2 separate regions of the Homo sapiens genome follow, and region 1 is linked to region 2. Evidence: chromatin loops called from intact Hi-C (ENCODE). Cell type or tissue: CD4-positive, alpha-beta T cell. All regions are shown on one strand. Links, peaks and the distances in the headings refer to the core of each region. The heading gives the core; the rest is flanking DNA. Region 1 has its middle 140 kb from the start of PROK2. Region 2 holds the start of LOC105377162 (a long non-coding RNA gene).

Region 1 (10,629 bases), core at 1,645-9,644, 740 kb after region 2:
GGATCCCTCTATCACATGAAACAAAGGAACGCCATTCTCCCAGGGAGTGATGCCTATGTTGAAAGATATAGGATGAGGAGGGGCTAACCATGTGAAAGGGGGAGGGACGTAGGTCTCCCCATAAACTAAACAGGCTAATGTAGCTGGACCATGGATGGGAAGATGAGGTACTGAGAGATAAAACAGGGCAAGGTAGGCAGAGACCTGATGAACCCGGGCCTTGTTAAGATGTGGGGCTTTATTCTAAGTGCACTGGAAGCTGCTAAGGAGTATTAAGTAGGAGATAATACCCTTTAGCAGGTGGTCTGATCATCTCTGTGTGTTTTGAGTGCCTACAATGTGCATGGTGCAGGGTACTGGTGATACAGAGTTATAGCGTCCGCTCGCTGGTGGAGCCTGGTTTGGGGGAGAGCAGCTGCCTTCTGGATTAGAGCTCACAGAACCATATGCCCAGCTGTGTGCAGGGAAGTGTGGGTGTCAGCAAAGGGTTAACCTCAGAGCCACCTGTTGGTAGTTGAATGCAATTTCAGCAAGATGAAGGGGAGGACAAGAACATGCCAGGCAGAGCTGGCCCAAGCGCTGCAAGTGTCCAGTGTCGAGGATCTGCCAATTACAGGTGATTTCTGGAGGAAGACCAAGAGATGAGACTTAAAGTCAGTCAGTCAGAGGTTAGATCACTAAAGGTCTTGTGTGTCAGGCTAAGGGGCTGAATGTTAGCGAGCCATGGAAGGGTGTTGAGTCAGGGAGTGACATGATGCAAGCTATGTTCTAGCACATCAGCACTGGCAGCAGCATGCAGGAATGCAGAGGAGGAAGGAATGCATAGTTACTGAAAAGAGGAGGTTGCTTTTTGTGCACTTGAACTTCTGCCTGTTGGGATCCTGGCTAATTTTATCCTTGTTGGCAGACACCTACTCGGACTACTCCTCCCTGTGAAATACAGAAGCCGAGACCTACATTCCCTTATCTGAAATTCTGAAATCCAGAAAGCTCTGAAAACAAATTTTTTTTTTTTTTTGGTGATTCATTTGATGACCAAACCTGAGCCTAAACTAAACTCATTCATCCCGACTCTGTCTGGCATAATGTAACTTAATCTATTTAGTCCACTTAATGTGAATATTAATGTTTTCCTGTGTAGAAGGATTAATGAGTTCAATGATCGGTGTTAAATAATAAATGGCATACATAGAGTATTGCCTTTCTAACATTCAAAAAATCCTAAATTTCATAACACATCTGGCCCGAGTGTTTTTGTTTGTTTGTTTGTTTGTTTGTTTGTTTTTTGAGATGAACTCTCACTCTGTTGCCCGGGCTAGAGTGCAGTGGCGAAATCTCGGCTCGCTGCAACCTCCGCCTCCCGGGTTCAAGCAATTCTCCTGCCTCAGCCTACTGAGAAGCTGGGACTACAGGTGCCCGCCACCACACCCGGCTCATTTTTGTATTTTTAGTAGAGAGAAGGTTTCACCATGTTGGCCAGCCTGGTCTCGAACCCCTGACCTCAGGTGATCCGCCCGTCCCAGCCTCCCAAAGTGCTGGGATTACAGGTGTGAGCCACTGTGCCCAGCCTGGCCAAGAGTTTTAGATAAAGGATTGTAGTTACCATATATAAGCAAGAAGTTCTGAAACAGCAGGAGAATTTGCTCTAACTAGGGGATTGTTTTAGCAGATAAAAGGAGAATCTACTTCATGCAAAAGACAGTAAACTTATGGACCTCATATTTCTTTTTTTTTTTTTTTTTTTTTTTAATCATTCTTGGGTGTTTCTCACAGAGGGGGATTTGGCAGGGTCATAGGACAATAGTGGAGGGAGGGTCAGCAGATAAACAAGTGAACAAAGGTCTCTGGTTTTCCTATGCAGAGGACCCTGCGGCCTTCCGCAGTGTTTGTGTCCCTGGGTACTTGAGATTAGGGAGTGGTGATGACTCTTAAGGAGCATGCTGCCTTCAAGCATCTGTTTAACAAAGCACATCTTGCACCACCCTTAATCCATTTAACCCTGAGTGGACACAGCACATGTTTCAGAGAGCACAGGGTTGCGGGTAGGGTCACCGATCAACAGGATCACAAGGCAGAAGAATTTTTCTTAGTACAGAACAAAATGAAAAGTCTCCCGTGTCTACCTCTTTCTACACAGACATGGCAACCATCCGATTTCTCAATCCTTTCCCCGCCTTTCCCCCCTTTCTATTCCACAAAAACGCCATTGTCATCATGGCCTGTTCTCAATGAGCTGTTGGGTACACCTCCCAGACGGGGTGGTGGCCGGGCAGAGGGGCTCCTCACTTCCCAGTAGGTGCGGCCGGGCAGAGGCGCCCCTCACCTCCCGGACCGGGCGGCTGGCCGGGCGGGGGGCTGATCCCCCCACCTCCCTCCCGGACGGGGCAAATGGATCATAGAAAGTATAAAATAAATAGGCTCAGAGAACATTTTCCTACCTTTATGGATGATAAATCAACAAGAGGTTAATAAGAAAGACTTAGGGCTACCCAGGATGCCACCACTACATTTATAAAGTTAGTATCACAGAGAATAACTAGCATCTACTCCCATAAGGCCAGTGGCATTATTGTTTTTGATAACAAACATATATTTATATGATGCTTCGGATTGTATCAGGTATTGTTGCAAATGCTTTCTCCTTTAATTCTTGTAAGAACCATGATGAATGGATGTTGGCATTCCCAATCTACAGCCAAGGGCTTCAAACTCAGAGAAGGTAGGAAATTTGTTCAAAGGCACTCAGCCAACATTTACACATAGGGCCTGGATTAGGTTCTTCTGAATCTGAGATCTGTGATCTTATTTTCAACAAACAATAACATTCTTGGATGAAGGGTAACAACTTTTAAAAAGCCTGCTACAAAGAGGCAGCACGATAAAATTTATCTCACAAGCCCAGTCCAACTCATAAATTGTGGCTGAATGACATCCTCAGTTGAGGATTTCAAAATTGTTTCGAGGCCTAACAAGAACTTTGATAATTTACCAGGCCTGACAAGGACTTTGACTATCTATTAGCTTTGATTACCAAGGTACAAAATGGAAGCATGGCAAATGGGTGGATTGCTATTCTTTTTTAATTATACTTTTATTTTTTGGAGATATGGGATCTTGCTATGCTGCTGCCCAGGTTGGTTTCAAACTCCTGGCCTCAAGCAATGCTCCCACCTCAGCTCCCCAGAGTGCTGGGATTACAGGCATTAGCCTTTATGCCTGGCCCTACTGTGCATGTTTAAGGGTTGACTTTACTTTGTTTCATTTAGTCAACAAAAAAACGTCCCTTAGGTGTTTACTGGGTGCAAGGCACTGCAGGATGCTGAGGCTGGCTAGCTCTATGAAGGCTCAGTCCCTGCCCTCGAGGAACTTAGAAAAGTCTCACTGCTGCTCCAATTGTGTAGGAAAAGTGATGCGTGATGCAATAATACTACAGACCCACAAGCCCAAAGAGGGACTTGGAGAAGCAAAGTGAAGATGGTGCTACCAACATAGTCTAGACTTCAGAAGAGAGTGTGTTCTCCTACAAACCACATTAACAGCTCGGGCTTTGGAATTGTACAGGCTTGTGTCCAAAACCTAGTAACTAGAGTGACACCCAGGAAGGGGCTTAGCTTATCTAGATTTCAGTTTCTTCATCTGTTTGAAACGGAAGAAAAAAGGAAATAGCGACCTCAGAAATTTGTCCAGACTTAAAACAACTTGTAGGAATAACAGCTATGATTTGTTGAGTAGTTTTATGCACTGGGCCTTGTTTTAAACTCTTTACAGTGAGCGCTCAGAACGTGGCTATAATAGCCATAGTATTCTTGCTGCCTCTGACGTTGTTACTAAGAACTCTTCTGGGACTGGTTTCTTCCATTCTGTCCAATCTCTACCGCTGACTCTGTGATTTTCGAACAAGTCACTTCTACAGGGACTCAATTTTTCTTTTTACAGAGTTTGCTGTTAAAAAAAAAACTTGGATTAGATGAGAGGCTAAAACCTGAGGATCTTTTTTAAAAAACCCAGATTCTTGGGCTCCATGTCATAAAGATTCAGATTGGCTAGTTCTGGAGTCAGGCCTGGGAATCTGCATTGCTTTTAACTTAATGATGAAAAAGTACAAATAGACTCAATACTAAGAAAGGCAATGGCCCCGTTAAGTATACGTTGGCCAGCTTCAATAGTCACCAAGGCTTTGTTGTATTTGTTTGATCTATCCTATGCAGGCTGTTCTTCATTCGCCACCCCCAGAGCAGGTCCACTATACCCTGCTCTGAGCCTCAGGAAGGATGAACTCAACAACTGTTTTCACCAGGTTCCCTTGCCTTTTGTCTCCAGCAGGGACTGGAAATTAGGAGGAGAGCAAGGTTGGGCCATGCATTTCTCTGGCTCCCCCTTCCTTGGGCGTTGGCAATGGCTATGTCCCTCCACCCCAGGGCACAGCTGAAGGCAGCCAGCCTTCCCTGGCAGCCTGCATCTGTCCATAGCGTCTTAACGATTCCCGCCCCTTGACACTTCAGGTCTAAGAATTGTGGTTTCCCTAGTGTTGCTTATTTCACCCTTTTTTGATTTCCCTAAGCCCTGCCCACATCTTTAGAAACAGCAAATGCTCTCTAATTACCTAATTTGCATATGACATTATTTTCCATGGGGACTAACCCTCTTTTTATTCGTGCCTGAATATTCTAAAGCAAATCACTCTGCATCACAAATGCAATGATCACATTCAGCAAGACAATAATTTTAATGTCATCTACAGGCAGCCATCTGTATATTTCAAGTGCCCCTTTGGTACCTCTGAGCAGTCATGTTTGGGAATCACTAGCCTATCTTTGTGTGCTTTTTCCCTCTCAAATGATCTGCCTCTTGGATATGCAGAGAATATCCCAGTTTATAGATTTGAGTCAGTCTCCACCTGGTGGCAGGAAAGCTCACCTGGATTGTAGGCTGGTAAATGAGAACCCGGTTATGTCAATGAGGTGGTGTTGCCATGGGAACTGCCCTAGACCATTTAGGAAGTGGCTTGAACACTTAGGCCTCGATCTATCCATAGGCTGAACAATCAGGTGGACACTGAACCAAACATTCCACCTAACTATGTATCTTCCTTCCTCGGGGACAGGTATGGCCACTCATAGGACCAAAAAGACAAGTCATAAGCTATGTATTATACAGGTTACTGTATGACTAATAAAAAGGGCGAATTTGGGAAGTGGTTAGAGAAAACACTGTAGTGATGACCAAATGTAATTTTAGTAAGTTTACCTGTTTGAATTAGGCTTGGGAATCAAAACACAGACTACTCACTTGGTGACAGAGGTCAGGCACTATGTTTCATGCGCGTCTGTGTGAAGAGACCACCAAACAGGCTTTGTGTGAGCAATAAAAGCTTTTAATCACCTGGGTGCAGGCGGGCTGAGTCCGAAAAGGGAGTCAGCGAAGGGAGATAAGGGTGGGGCCGTTTTATAGGATTTGGGTAGATAAAGGAAAATGACAGTCAAAGGGGAGTTGTTCTCTGGCGGGCAGAGTGGGGGTCGCAAGGTGCTCAGTGGGGGAGCTTTTGAGCCAGGATGAGCCAGGAAAAGGACTTTCACAAGGTAATGTCATCACTTAAAGCAAGGACTGGCCATTTTCACTTCTTTTGTGGTGGAATATCATCAGTTAAGGCAAGGACCGGCCATTTACACTTCTTTTGTGGTGGAATGTCATCAGTTAAGGCGGGGCAGGGCATATTCACTTCTTTTGTGATTCTTCAGTTACTTCAGGCCATCTGGGCGTATACATGCAAGTCACAGGGGATGCGATGGCTTGGCTTGGGCACAGAGGCCTGACACTATGAGGTTAATAAAATATTTTAAGATCCTTAAAAATAACAAAAAGTCATTATTCCACCCCAAACATGGGAACCTGCCCTCCCCTAATGCTCTGCAAGGAAATCTCTCCCAATACTTATTCCAGGGAGTCGTTTCTCTTGCTTGAGTCTTACCTTAGATCAAACTTGTAATTACACGTTTTGGTCTTTGAACATTTGATTCGCTTTTTCAGGTTTAAGATGAAAAAGATCCATTAACCACTCCTTGGGCCTTTCCCAGAAAGAAGGAAGTTGTGGACTGTGGCCAGTTGGAGAGGCAACAGGTTGGCACTGTGAGATGTCTAGGCAGATCTGCACGTAAGTGGACAGGACTGAGCAGGTCATTGCCTATCTCTAGGACAAAGGCCACTCCTCTGCCCTTATTCTGGAGACTTTAGTATCTCAGTGAGTTCTAAGGAACTGTTTCATCCTCACTGTACTAAATTACAATCCTGAATGAAGAGCTTGGCCAGCAAAACTCCATTCAAGTTTAGAGCAGCAGGAATTGGCTGGGGATCAAAGCATCTCATTTCTTAAAGGCAAGTCACCAGGGGCATATGGCTGGGTATTTGGTGGGTCGGTTGCAGACAATGTTTTCCTTGTTAGCTTTGCTACATAAAAGTCTTTTCTGCTGAGGCAGGCAACTTATTCTAGTTTTCAAAGCAAATCCTTCTGCGACCAGGTTGCTAAAACCTAAGCAATCCTCAGAGGCTTTGCTGATCACCCCTTCATTAGGGCATCCCACCATGCAATTACCACGCGAGAGCAACCTTGAGCCCTGCAGACACAGATTTTTGCCCTTAAGCACTTGAGTAAGGAAATTAGGCCAGACTCAAGCTGTAGTCCATTTTGGCTAAAGGAGAAAGGCTCACCTACCTGTCAGCTACAAATTACCTTCGCCCCACCCCTCACTTCTTGATCATCTGCTTTGCACTCCCCCATTGCTTCTACCTGGGACTGCACGTGTCACTTGATCTGCTGGACAGGAGCAGTCATGGGAAACAGGCTGTGTACCAAGACCTGCAGATTTGCAGGTGGTTAAGAGAGATGTTGGGCTTCAAAAATCATGTGCACACGGGATCCTTTAAGATGATCTGCAGAAGGAAGGGGAAGGAACAATTATTTCAGGAGACCCCCCCACTCCTGAAGACACAGGAGCTGAAGCAGCTGTCTGCTCTAAGCTGTTATTAGGGGGCGCTTATGCGGTGTGGATTCCCAGATGCCAGACCCAGAGGTCCTAATTCAACAGGCCTGGAGCATCTGCATCTCTAATAAGCTGCTCTCCCTTGTGATTTAGGACCAGGAGATGTGGTAACCTAGCTCAAGTCCTTCCATCTTGTCCTGGTGATCTGCCTTGAGTTTAGAACTGATGAACACATGTGCCTAAAAGCCTTTGAATTTTCTGGGCAAGTCAGAATGATTTACTGGGGGCAAGTCGGTTTTATATCCTTAGATTGTGCCACTGGGGCATCAGACATCTGGATCAATTAGGAAAAGTCATTGCTTTAAGGTAAGAGAAGGCCCTCATTAAAATGCAAACATTAGCTGAGCCCTGAGTGATGCTAGCAGCGCTTAGGACACTATGCAGTCTGCAGTGGGAAGGGACAAATGCTTAAAGTTTAGGAGTGCTGGCTTTGCTGAGTTGGGGTCCACTCAGTCACCTCACTAGCCCTGTGAGTCTCAGGCAAGTTCTTTAACTTGGATTGTCCATCCATTAAATGGGGATGATGACAACCTCATAGGGATGATGCATATAAATGGCTGACCTCTGTATATGGCCCAGGCTATGCCTTGGTGTCATGTCAGACCCCTACTAACTCCAACAGGGATGGCACCAGGCTCCAGAGGCCAAGAAAGAGACCCAGAGCCCATAAACAAGATCTGGGGTTTCATCAGGGGAAACCTTACAGGGAGGGTCCGTGGTGGTGGGCTGAGCAGGAAAACTGCAACTGCTTGCAAAAAGCAGGCAGTTTATATAGCACCCTCACTTAGCACCCTCCACCTAACACCTCCACCTCGCAAATTTCATTTAACCCAAAACAAAGGGCCTCAATCCCCTGCACAGCCCGTGTTCTGCTGGACAGGCCGGGGGCTCAGATGTTCCTCATAGATGAGGAACGGATCTCCAGGTTGGCCATGCTAAGAACTCTGAACACACATGCAGGTGAGTCTGCCATAAAGGGTCATTCTGAGGCAGTGATTGCTATTGCTGTCAGGTGTGACTGTGACTGCCTACCATACACCGGGGTAAAATGGTATCCATTTATTATGAGGTATTTGTAGAGGGATACAAGTGCTAGAGGATCTATTAATGTTAACAGATTCCCATCACTCCCTCCCCTCCTACCCAGGCAATCCATCCTCTACACAGCTGCCTGAGATGGCTCCAAAATCCATATCTCATCCCGCTCTACCACCGCACCTTACAATCCCTCAATGGCTCCCTTAGGGTAAATGCACCTGAGAACAATAACAAGCATACCATGAGAATGACCCTTTATGGCTGAGTCACCTGAGTGTGTGTTGTGAGCTAGGGAACCCAAGAGTGGCCAACCCAGAGATTCGTTCCTTCTCTATGAGGAACATCTAAACCCCTATTCCTTTTTGTGGAACACAGGGTGTACAGGGGATCGAGGCCCTTTGTTTTGGCTTAAGTGTTAGGGAAAGGGTGCCAAGTAAAAATGCTATATAAACTTGCATGCCTTTTGCAAGCAGTTGCAGCTCCCCTGTCCAGGCTGCTACCACTGGACTCTCTCCCCTGGATGTTAAGCCCCTAATAAAACCCCAGGTCTGGGTCTTTTCTTTCATCTCATGAACATGGTGCCACTCCCACTGGAGTTGATAGGGGTTTGGCATGACAGCTCCCTATTGCCTTCATGTTAAAGTCATACAAGGCTCTACATGCTTTTGCCCCTACTGACCTCTCCAGCTCCTTATCTTACCACTCAGAACCTTTGAACTCTCATATTGCACAGTGTCCAATTCACTTTCCACCCACCTACCTACCTACCTAACTACCTACATTTTTCCTTCCTCCTTCTACAGTTCATTCTCTCTCCCCAACAATAACCCCATCCTGGGTTACTTAATACACTTCTACTCATCCTTTGAAACAGCCCAGCGGTCACCTCCCCTAGGAAGCCTCCCTGACCTCCTTCCTCCACCTGGGCTCGGGGAGGACCCTCTGCAGTGTCCCCTGGGACACCTCTCAGCACTTTCGCCTCCTATTCTAACTGCTCACGTATCTGACCTCTGCATCAGTGGTTCTCAGCTCTTCCCACTAGAATCAGCTGGAAGCTTTTTAAACTCCCCATATCCTGGCCACATGTCAGACCAATGAAATCACTCTCTAGGGGTGAGACTCAGGTATCAGAAGTTCTCCCTGATGATTCCAGGTGATTGCAATGTGCAGCTAAGGTTGAAGGCCCGGGCTCCAGATGGTGAGCATCTTGAGGGCATCAAATGTGTGTGCAGAAATGACTTTCCACCAATGCTTAGCACAGCAGCCGCCACATTGGTGGTCTCCAATAAATGGCTGAATACACATAGGAAGGTGGGTTAGTATATTCAGGAACTTCCAGGGTTGCATCACAGTCTGAAAGAACAGGTTGTGCAAAGGTGTTGGGACAGGTGACTCTTGGAGGTTCAGGGCCACAAGAAGGTGCTAGAAAGCAGAGCGGGAGACTGGGGTGGGTGGACCGAGCACAAACTCCTGCAGTGGTCCTGCAGTGGACACCTGCAGAGTTCCACCTGAGGCTGATACGGGGCGTGCAGGGCACGGGCCACAAGTCAACTCAGCTGTAACCACATCCAGTCCAGCCAGAGACACTTGAACCTCACCGGTCAGGGGTCCTTGTGGAGGAACTGTGTCCTATTTATTTAACTGGTGGATCTAACAGGCTTGGAGACTCCTCTCTGCCCTCCTAGAGAAGGCTTGGGAGGTGTCTATGTCTTGGCAGACAGAGAATGTGCTCACAGCTCACTGTCCTGGTCACACGATCTCGACTTCCTTTGTCGACAGAGAGGGCAAGAATGTCCAAGCCCTCCAAAAACCCTTCCTGATCAATCCTCCTAAACCCTGCTTCCCTCCTGACCCCTTAATAGTTGGGCCTTCCTTCTTGGCAAGAATATCTGAAAATAAAGTGAGAAATTCACCAGCTTATTTTCCCTTAGGCTTAGCCCAGAAGAACAAACTTTTTCTCCCTCGCCTTCTCTGAAGAGGACAAGCAGGTCTTTGTAACATGGAACCTCAAGTTTCCCTTGTCCCAGAGGATTGGTTAACAAAACAAATCTTTTAGAGGAGGAAAATCCAAGCTCTGGCTGGCAAAGGACTGAGCTACCTAAATAGGGGAGACTATGCAAGGTGGGAGGTTTACATTTCCTGGGTCTGGGGGAACAAGGGGTTTGGGTTCACTGAGTTGTAGCATTTATGCCTCATCCCACTAGAGCCCGAAGAGGCACAGGACCCTTGCTGGATGCAATGATGGGTGAACAGGGCTGACTGTCACCCCCACCCTGAGATGTTCTTCACAAGCGATGGCTCTTGAACCTTTCTAATTATTTGAGATTTTTAGTTTGTGGTTGTTATGACAATGGTGACTGTCTGATAGACACATCTGATAGCAATAATTTAACTTACACATACCCCGAGGATGACCCTGTATGGCAGACACACCTGAATGTGTGTTCGGAGTTCTGCACGTGGCCGACCGGGAGAGTCATTCCTTGTCTATAAGGAACACCTGCACTCCCAGCCTGTCCTGTAGAACATGGCCGTGTAGTGGATGGAGGCCTTT
Region 2 (10,629 bases), core at 784-8,783:
ATGCCTGGGTGGGCCAGGTGCAGTGGTTCATGCCTGTAATCCCCGCGCTTTACAAGGCTGAGGTGGGAGGCTGGCTTGAGCCCAGAAGTTTGAGACCAGCCTGGTCAAGATGGAGAGACCCCATCTCTACACATGCGCGTGCACACACACAAGCCTAGATGATGAACTCATGGCCTCTTAGTGGCTCCCTTTAGGAATGGGGTTTTTGTTTTTGCCTGGGGTCTGTAAGCTTGGATGGGAAGATTTATTTTTTATATTTGTTCATCTCTAGGTAAAAGCTGACATTTCTTTCTGTTCAAAATGTAAACACCAACCCCCCCATAGTATTAGTAGTGCCTATGACTTTGTTACCCTTCACAATCAGAAATCACACTACAGTTGTCACAGATATTTAAAAGTAACATTTTACACTCATCTCTATGTAAAAATTACAGTAGTAATTAGACTCATTGCTAGATCTTGTTATTTAATGTATTAATAAAGAAGAAACAAGAGTATTACTATATCATAAATTTGTGGGGGTTTTTTTGGGTTTTTTTGTTGTTGTTTTTTGAGACGGAGTCTCGCTGTCGCCCAGGCTGGAGTGCAGTGACGCGATTTCGGCTCACTTCAAGCTCCGCCTCCCGGGTTCACGCCATTCTCCTGCCTCAGCCTCCTGAGTAGCTGGGACTACAGGCGCCGCCACCACGCCCGGCTAATTTTTTTTTGTATTTTTGGTAGAGACAGGGTTTCACCATATTAGCCAGATGGTCTCGATCTCCTGACCTCGTGATCCGCCCGCCTCAGCCTCCCAAAGTGCTGGGATTACAGGCGTGAGCCACCGCGCCCGGCCCATAAATTTGTTTAATATTTTGACAGCTGTATCGTGAGTTCTCTGCAATCCTATGTATTTTGTTTTGTGCATTTAAAACCATTAGTTTGAAAAGGGATCGATTGCTTCACTGATACCAACAGGATTCATGGCACAAGAAAAGATCAGAAACTGTGCTTTGGAGCATGTGGGCTCTTTGTGCCTAATGTCTAGCTTGGGGCTTAGGCCACAATGCTAGGACTAAAGGAAAAGTCATCTTCAACTTCCTGTCACCCATAGGCAGAGGGACTCCATGTCATGGTTTGCCTGGGACAGTCCCTTTTACTCCAGCTGTCTGGACTTCATTATTCACATTGCTCCCTTTCATTCTTAAAGTCACCATGGTTTGGAGTAGGTGGAGTGGTCATTCACACGTTTGTGGTAAGATTGGAAGAATCTCTTGCTTACCTAGTGCCTGAAATCCCACTATTGTTTTGGGTTAAGCATTGCAATAGGATCTTGCTTAAAATGCAGAGTCGTGTGATTGATTGTGTGTATGTGCACTCACTTGTGTGGGTGTGGGGGGAATGGGTGAATACCATGAGTCCTAGTTTGAATTGGTTTTTCAGATTGCATTCCTGAATAGTGGGGAGGACCTGGACAAAGTTAAACCCACGAAGTGGGGAGGGGGATCCATGGGAGGAAGACGTTTGGCCTCTCTCAGCCCCACGAGGTCCCCGAGGGAGAGTTCCCAGACTAGGCTGGCCTCGGACCCAAAGCAGACAGATGAACCTTGTGACTTTTGGCCCTGGGCAGGCGCCTAAGCTTGGCTGTGAACTTGGTTTTACTCTGATGGTGAGAAAAGCCCAGGTAATATGTGAGCCCCTCATAAGAGCCAGTATTGCTCCCTGATACTCTCCTGGCAAACCCTCATCCTTCCCACAGTCCCTTCCAAGCAAGAGGAGGAGCACCAAGACAGGAAAGGCACCTGAGGAGGGATCAAGTCCCAGATCCCAAAGGGACCCCTCCAGGCCTTGAACAATTTGCTCATCACACTGATCGAGCCCTCCTGGGTTCCAGTGCTGCCTCCTCTCCTCCCGAGTGTCCTTGGGTGAGGTACCTTTTTGAGCCTCAGTTTCCTCATCTGTAGAATGGGGGTAAATAGTAACCATTGGGGAGTGTCCCAACTGAGACCAATGCCCCCTCATATAAGGATACTTCCAGGAGGGCTGATTTACAAAGGAGCCTGGTGTGGGGGAAGAGTAGGGAAGGTGCAGTCTCCCACAGTAGCCATGTTTCTAGGCCAGGAGGGGACAGCAGGAGGGAGCAGATACTAGAAATGGGAGGATGGGTCCCATACGGAAGGCTGCTGTGAGACGATCAGTGACTTCTGGTGGAGGGACAGGTCCAGCAGAAGTCAGGGAAGGTACCAGGGGGATAAGTACCCCAGCCTCAACCTTCTCCCTCCCTCCACTTTCCTGCCAGGGCTGTTCAACTGGTCCAACCAACAGGATGCCAGAGGCAAGAAGGCACGTTAACATAGCGCTCGCCAGTCAGACTTCTGGGCACAAAGCAGGGTGGAGAAGGGCAGAGCATGGACCTGAAGGGCAGCAGAAGCCCACCCACATGTGATCCTGTAGCTGATGGCTGAGCATTAGCCCACTAGAGCCTCGCAATAGCCCCATTCCTCATTCAGGGGCTGGCACATAAAAGTCTCATTAAATAGTCACCAAATGAATGAATGAATGCATACCTCCTACCTGCTAACAGAAGTGCCTGTGCCAGCTCCTTACTATACTGTGAACCCCAAGAGAGAGGTGTTGGGGCCAAGAGCAGCCTGAATCTACCCTGTGGCTGGCCATGAGGAAGGTATTGGACGGAACTGATGAACTTGCTTTGTGTGGAGTGTGGATGCCAAATGGCCTTGCAATGTGAATCCTTGGGACCCCACAGGCCACCAAGAACACAGAAAACTTATGTTCAAGTTCCCTTTCTCTGTTGATGTGAAGGCTATATTAGTCCATTTTCATGCTGCAATGAAGAAATACCCGAGACTGGGTAATTTATAAAGAAAAAGAGGTTTAATGGACTCACAGTTCCACATGGCTGGGGGGTCCTCACAATCATGGTGGAAAGTGAAGGAAGAGCAAAGGCACATCTTACATGGCGACAGGCAAGAGAGCGTGTGCAGGGGAACTGCCCTTTATAAAACCATCACATCTCATGAGACTTATTCACTATCTTGAGAACAGCAGAGGAAAAAGCCACCCCCATGATTCAGTTACCTCCCACCATGTCCCTCCCATGACATGTGGAGATTATGGGAGCTAAGATTCAAGACGAATTTGGGTGGGGACACAGCTAAACCATATCAGAGACAGAATGGAAGCTTCTTGGTGTGGGAATTCCAGAAGGCACAGGCAAAGCTGGTTTGTGTGGCGTTTTCAGGGGAGCCTAGATTCTACAATTTCCTTGCAGTGCTAGTGGGGAATGGCACAGAAAACCCACTGCAGTCCAGCTTTCCTTCTCTTCTTTATTACTCTTAGAGTAAGCTTATAGAGGTCATATAACTTTATTGTAAAGAAAACCAAATCAGCAATCACAAATAAGCAGAAAAGAAACAATAAAAAATGATCACTGTCATATAATTGATTAATATTTTGGTGCATATCTTTCTAGATTCTTTTCTACTCTGGCTTTCTTTTTATCAGGATCCTGTTGTTTCCAACCAAAGCCAAAATAGCTAACATGCTGGCTGAGCACGGTGGCTCACATCTGTAATCCCAGCACTTTGGGAGGCCTAGGAGGCGGGTGGATCATTTGAGATTAGGGGTTCAAGACCAGCCTGGCCAACATGGTGAAACCCTGTCTCTACTAAAGATACAAAAATTAGCCAGGTGGTAGTGGCATGTGCCTGTAATCCCAGCTACTCGGGAGGCTGAGGCAGGAGAATAGCTTGATTGGAGGTGGAGGTTGCAGTGAGCCGAGATTGCACCACTGCACTCCAGTCTGGGCGACAGAGTGAGACCCTGTCTCAGGAAAAAAAAAAAAAAAAAGCTAACATGCTTTAAGCACTTTTTCTGTGCAGGTATGGTGCAAAATACTTTACATGCACTAGCTCATTAGATTCTCATTTTTTTAATGGCGGCACAGAGAGGTTAAATGACTTGTCCAAGGGCACACAGCTAGTAAGTAAGGAAATTGGGATTTGAACCTAGGCAGGCTGATTCCAGAGCCCCCATTCTTATATGGGCTGATTGCAAACCAGGTAAGAGATAGCTAGTTTTTCGAAGATCCCATGCCACTGTCTCCTAAGTGACATGGTGCCAGCTAGTGCAATATTAATCACTGCAGCATACAGCCAAAAAAAACTTTTCAGCGCCCCAGTTGAGAAATGAACACTGAACCACAGCGCCCCCTGGCTTACATAGTAATTCTGATTGGCTCACTCTAGGGTCACACTGGCCAGCAAAAATTCAAGACAAACCTTTATTGGGCATCTACTATGTGGCGAGCTCTCTGCCAGCCATTGGGTGTAAAAAGTAGAATAAGGTATAGCTTCTGCCCTCCAGGTATTCTTGCATAGCCAGGAGAGACGCACCTAGAAGACGCACAATAGACGCACCTTCTATTGTGTCAATAGAAGGAGAGCTATGCTCTAATGGAGGGTGTGTACCCGCCAAAGCCCTGCAGACACTATGGGGGAAGGGACTTTCACAAGATCACAGAAAGATCAGGTTTCTGCTCTCACCTCCCTTGAGGCCCCCTCCTCTGATGCCACCTTGAGCTCCCTGGCCTGGCCCCAGTGATAAGATTTCCTTTGGTCCTTCCTCCCTCCAACTGAAACGTATGTGTCTTCCCACTTTTTCTCTCAGCGTGCTGCCAGATGGCCATCTCGCTAATCTCAGAACCTCATTCAAAATCAGGGGGTAATGACTTCTGAGTTTTAACAAGAGCTTTCAGAGCTGAACACCAGGAATCACAAACACAGATGCCCACGGGTTAGGCCGATAACATCAGCGCACTCAGCAGACCAGTATTTGGATGTTAAATATGCAGGAATATTCTTTACTTGCACAAAGAGATATACTCTCACCTATTTTTTTTTTCCTGAAGCACATTGTCCTTTGAGTCTATCTTTTCGTTTTCTATTCATTTTTAATAAATATTAAATACAGCTAACATGCTGTATTTAAATGAGAAATATAAATATTTCTCTACCAGAAGAAAAAAAAATAACAGCACAGCTGATGATAAATGCTAATATTTGGTGGAAAACCAAAGGGACTGGTGACTTAAGGTTCCCTAGGGCAGGCTCTGAGACTTAGGTTCCTCGAGGGCAGGATTTGAATATAAGCAGTTGATTTGGAAGGTGATCCAGGAAATGGCAGCCAGTCAATAAAGGGTGTGAGTTATGGTGAGTTAAACCACTGTGGGCAACTGTGACACAGACTCCAGAGGCCAGCGTCAAAGGTGCCCTTCAGCTGCCCATCTGTGAAATGGGTATTTCTCCATCAGCTCCCACCAGTCATTCATTGGGGTTGCTGAGGATGCTTTAATTTTTCCAGTGTCTCTGGTCTACAATGCGTGTGTGCCAAGCAGGCAAGTCCTCAGGCGAAAGACTACAGGCCTTGGGGATTGGAAGTCAGGCCATCAGACCTCCAAATGGCAAGATCCCAGGACCCAATAGCATTTGCCATAGGCACTGATGATGGTGAGCTGAAGCACGCTCACTCCATCTAAAGGGACAATGTAGCATCCGCTGAATTTCACCAAGGAAGATGTGGACCTAGGGTGGTCAGACCTTCAGCTTTCTCAAGAAAAGCTAGTCCTTTAGATTTTTATGTGAAATTTCTCAACATGTAAATGTTGACAATGAATTCAAATTTTTAAAAATGCACTATAGGAGCCAACCAAAGCATGTCTGTGGACTGAATCTGGCTTACAGGCAGCGAGATGATGAAATCCAATCTACTCTGAAGGCTGATCTTGGCTCCAGACCGTTCTTGCTCCAGACAAGATCTGAAGATGAATTTTGATAAAGGAAAGTGAATGTTTTAGTCAGGAGTAGACTGCATTGATGTAATAAAGGGACCCCCAAGTACAGTGGTGGTAACCAGACAGAAGTGTGTTTCTTTCTCATGTAACAATCTGGAGGTTGGTGGGTGGTTCAGGACATTTCTGCTATATGAGGCTGTCCAGGGACTAGGTTTCTTCTATCTTGTTGCTCAGAGTGTTGTCTTCCTCCACGGGGGTCAAAACTGGCTCCCCAACTTCTTGTCCACATTCCAGCCAATAGGAAAGGAGAAAGAGAAGCTTAATCATTTTAAGGGTCAGATCTGGTCATTGCACAGTTCATGTCCTCTCACATCCCATTGGTGGGGACTTAGTCACATGGTCATGTCTGGCTGCAAGGGATGTTGGGAAATGTAGAATGTGGTCTCTCTCTGTCTCAGTAGCCATAAGGTTCTGTTTAAACTTAGGAATTCTGTTTCTATAGAATTAGGGGAAGACCAATATTAGCAACAAGAAGCCTCTGCCACCATGGAAGAAGGATCTGGAAAGAAGGATGGGATCTCAGCCTGATGGCAGGTCTTACCCAAGAGGGAATTTTTTTCTCAGGAGAGTGAAGAAAGCCTGGCTTTCCTCATCAGCTCTCTTTGTGTTGAATTCATCAGTCATGACAATCATTTGAGAAACCTTAGAAGATCATCCCAAACCTGGAAAAAGTCAGTTACATTAGGAAAGGAGTGAGCATAAAGAGCACCTACTAGAGAGAGGGTCCTTTCACACACATGACCTCATGTAACCTTCACAATCATGCCATGAGGTGGGTAGTATTATCACCACCCCTATCCCCTTTTTTGGAAGAAAGGTTGAGTACCAGAGAAGCAGGGGTGATATTCAAACTCTTTAATTAGGGTTAAGGTATGGGGGCTGACCAATCAGAGCTGCCATACAGATTTGTTTTATCAGAGAAGTAAAGGCCTTGGTCAGGATTTGAAATGAGGCTCATATGACTGCAAAGCTCACATTCTTTTCACCGCAATTTGATTTCCTTATGCCAGCTGCTTCCCCAGAGACAGTGACACCAACTCTTCTGGGTTGTTGAGAGGGTAAACAAACCGTGATGAATGAATCTCCTCTCCTAATATGAATGCCTTATTGTTGTTATTCTTCATGCCCTGACAGAGTATTTACAGCCTCTGCTGTTGCTCTGCTTCTATCTGGTGGATTAAGGAAAGTCACAACTCACAGCCCTAGTGGAAAGTTACAACTGGGATTTGAGCTAACGAAGAGTTGAAGACTCAGCAACAGGCGCTTGGCTTCACTATTAACCTGGACAAGGCCATTAACTCGCCTGTACTTAATTGGCTTGTTCTGTGACACACTGTTGCCCCAGAAACACCCATATGGGTGTACCCCACATTAAAGAAGCCCGCTCTATGAAAACCGAGACTTGTTGAAAAGATAAATGGGAGTTAATTATTTAATTAACCACAAAAGACTTTGCTCTGAAAAATGGGATTTCTGGATAGCTAGTTTCAAAATAATACTGAAAATTTTGATTCTGGGAGAAAGGGAGGATACAAAAATGTGTCAGTTCTTTTTTGGTCCATCTGGGAATGTTCTGGAATAGATTAGATTTCAAGAACTCTGTAATGATGCTTCAGAGGGAACTTGTGAAATCTGAATTGGGTTGGGGGTTGTTTATGGTGGATATATTTGGGGTGCCTGCCAAGGCCCTGTCCGACCTCTGAGAGTCTAGTCCCTCACCACCTAATGGAAGGAGGAGGTATGTCTAAGCCGTCATGTCTATGCCACCTAACTCCATCCCCCCATCTCCCACTACTGACTGTATCAAAAGTAAACTCCTCACCAGGAACCAATCCATAGGCCCAGTCTGTGAGCCAACCAACTTGTCTGTCAAATGTGTGAACTAAGAGACACATAACTACACTTAGATAGTGCTTGGCATTTGACCTGAAAGATCATGTACAGCCGGGTTGGGGCAGTGACTTTAATGCTGTGTACTGTCTCTTAGGAAGGCAGAGAGAAGGCATGCTAGTCTGTAAAGGGAAAAGGGGACTGAGTTGACATGCAGTGGCGGGCCTGGCTATCTTGATCTCCCGTTGCTGGGTGCCCACCGGATTGCCTACTATATACTTTGAATAAGCACGTCTGGAGCCCCAGTCAATGAGGATTTCAAACTGATCTCAACTTATCCACCTTGATCAGGAATAAGACCTTATTTTTATTCCACTCACTACTCTCAGTGGGTTCAGTGGTCTCAGCTGGTCACCTGTCCAAGAAGGCTTTTGTCCTGCCCATTGTTGTGGGGTGGGCATGATGGGGGGAGGGTGTTAGCCATGGGACATGTCACTGCAAACTGGATGATTATTGAGGTCTGGTGGTCCTTGCCAGACAAGAGAGATGATTTGGTTGTGACTGAAGAAATCCCAAGCTCCTTGGAGCAAACCTAGTGGAGCCTGTGATTTTCATTCTCCCACTGTGCTGCCCGGGAGTAAATGCAGTCCTTGCTTTATTTCCCTACGGAGTAACTGACTCGTTTCTTGCTGAGCAGGCTGGGGATAGCAGTTGGGGGAGAGAGGTTTTTAGGATGCAGCAGAGAAATTTGATGAGTACAGAAGTATGGTGTGAACCCACCATTAAATGCCCCAAATGTTACTCTACCCCATTATCTTAGGCGGTTCTATTCTTTGCAACCAAACGTGGCCTACAACACATCAACACAATAGTCTTCTATTGCTTTCCCTCCCTTCCCTCTTGAATTTCTATAGGTAGCAGAAATCCAATCTTACTACCCAGGAGTCCTGGGAATATCATATCCAAATTTACACTGCGGCCCAATCAAAATCCATCATGCCTAGGGGTTTAGCAATGGGGCTTTGTATATTCATAAGTCATTAGAGAAACAACCAACTTACATTCCACTATTATGAGAGTTTCTTATAAAAGGGGTTGGCTATCCCTTTGTCCCCTTCACCTAATCCCTTTCTCCTTTTTAATTCCACCTGGTTGAACCACCTCTATTTGCCAGGCATTTCCCCTTCAGTTAATAGTATCCATTGTGCAGGCTTTACTCATGTTTTCGATATGCCAGCCATTGTGCAAAATGATTTGCAGGTAGCACGCTGTTCAATTGTCACAGGCCCCTTCATTGCAGCTACTAATGACGATTCCCATTTTACAGATGGGGAAATTGAGAGGCTAAGTCATCCATCTGACTCCATAGCCTGAAATTTTTTGGCCACTCTGCTTTACTACTGCTCTGGCTTCCCTGGGTTTCCTTCTGCCATTTTCAGTAACTAGGGGAGAGAAGGTCCAGGTGTCCTGCCTGGCAGCAGGGCCCCCGGAACTTGGCTCTTTTCTGGCCTCCTTTCCAGCTAGCACAGCTGCCAATCTGGAACACAGCCCTTTCCAAGAAAGCCCAGGAGAGAAGCCAAATGTTGACTCACCTGCCAGACTCGGGGATGCTGCTGCCAAGATGCCTCAGGGCCTGTGCAGGAGGGCTGGCAGGGCTGGCCCATTGTGGGGCCTGGCAGGGGCAGCTTCAAAGGGCCAGGCCTTCTTTCCTGAGTGCTTCAGGTTCCAGAGGCTAAAGAGATCCAGATGGGTTCCTCCCCTCCTCCTTCTGCCCCATCCTTCAGCCCTGGAAGTTTCTGAAAGAGAATGTCTCCTCTACATCTCCCCTTGGGTGGCAGGCAAAATTCTAAGGAAGCACGCAAGACTTTCTGCCGTCTCACCCCACCCCACTGTGTGTACCCTGCTTAATCCCCAGACCTGTGAATATGCTGGATTTTGCTCCCATGATTAGGTGATGTCCTATGGCACACTTGATCCTAAGAAGGGGAGATTATTCAAGGAGGCCTGATCTAATCCTAGAGTTTTCTCTGACTGGTGGCAGAAGAGGAAGTGAGAAGTTGGAAGCAGGAGAAGAATTTGACCCAGGCTTTCTGGCTTGAAGTTGAAAGGAGTCCTGCAGTAAGGACTATGGGAAGCTTCTGGAAGCTAAGAGTGGCCCATAGCTGACAGCCACCAAGGGAACAGGGAGCTTGGGCCCACGCATGCAAGGAACAGAGTCTTCCAACACAGAGAATACATTTGCAATGAGATGCTTCCTCAGAGCGTTCACACAGGACCCTAGGCCAGCTACCACCTGATTTCAGCCTTCTGATAACCTGCCCAGAGAACTCAGTTGAGTCTACCTGGACTACTGACTTCCAGAACTATGAGCTAATACATGGGCATTGTTTTAGCTGCAAAGTGTGGGGTAATCTGTTATCCAGTCACAGAAAATGAGTGTACTTCAGATATGTAACAGGCATTTCAAACCCTACATGTCCAGCTATTCCCCACTTGAGTCTTCCCCAGGTGGTCAGTGGTAGCTTTATTCTTCTTGGCATAGGCCCCAAATCTTCAAGTCGGTCTTGCCTCCTCTCCTTCTTGTAACTCTTTGTTGAATTCATCAGCAAGTTCTTTTCACTCTCCCTTCATACTGTCTCCAGACTCTGACTACTCACCACCCCCGATGACCTGTTCCTTCTCTTTTCTGCCCTGACAGCACAGTAGTTCATTACTGAAATGGCCAAGTCCTTGCCCCTCCCTGGCAGGAGGCAAGGACACTCCTGGATGATGGTTGGCTGGCCTCCTCTTCAGCTTCTGTACCCAACCCATTGGGGTGGCTGATAAATTCAAACACAGACACAAAGCAGAGGGTGGCAGAAGAAGGGGGCTCCCATGTGGAGGCCTAATGGGGAGCAGCAGACATTTGAGTTCTGGCTACCCTTGGGCTTGGTAGGCTCACAGAGCCGGCT

Evidence for each region. Peaks named below come from ENCODE experiments on the same cell type or tissue, not always from the same donor. Only the 100,000 strongest peaks of a DNase experiment are listed, where the experiment ranks them.
Region 1: it touches region 2 in a loop (3.0-fold over the local background); 2 of 110 quality-filtered maps call a loop at or near these places.

What each region holds. Positions count from the first base shown.
Region 1 is chr3:71,920,659-71,931,287 of GRCh38, reverse strand. No RefSeq gene overlaps it. Among named protein-coding and RNA genes, the nearest start is that of PROK2, 140 kb to the right of the region's middle. RefSeq lists enhancers at 2,601-3,466, 4,665-5,532, 5,533-6,399, 9,593-10,093. In CD4-positive, alpha-beta T cell, for the core only: a CTCF peak has its summit at 4,892; no DNase peak of the experiment used is centred there.
Region 2 is chr3:72,659,921-72,670,549 of GRCh38, reverse strand. All of the region lies in intron 5 of LOC105377161 (a long non-coding RNA gene), which reads left to right. It overlaps LOC105377162 (a long non-coding RNA gene), which reads left to right and starts at 6,301. Exons shown (of 2, transcript NR_135531.1): 1 at 6,301-6,620; 2 at 6,983-7,254. In CD4-positive, alpha-beta T cell, for the core only: CTCF peaks have their summits at 4,009 and 4,210; a DNase peak (open chromatin) is centred at 4,199; H3K27me3 peaks cover 286 bases.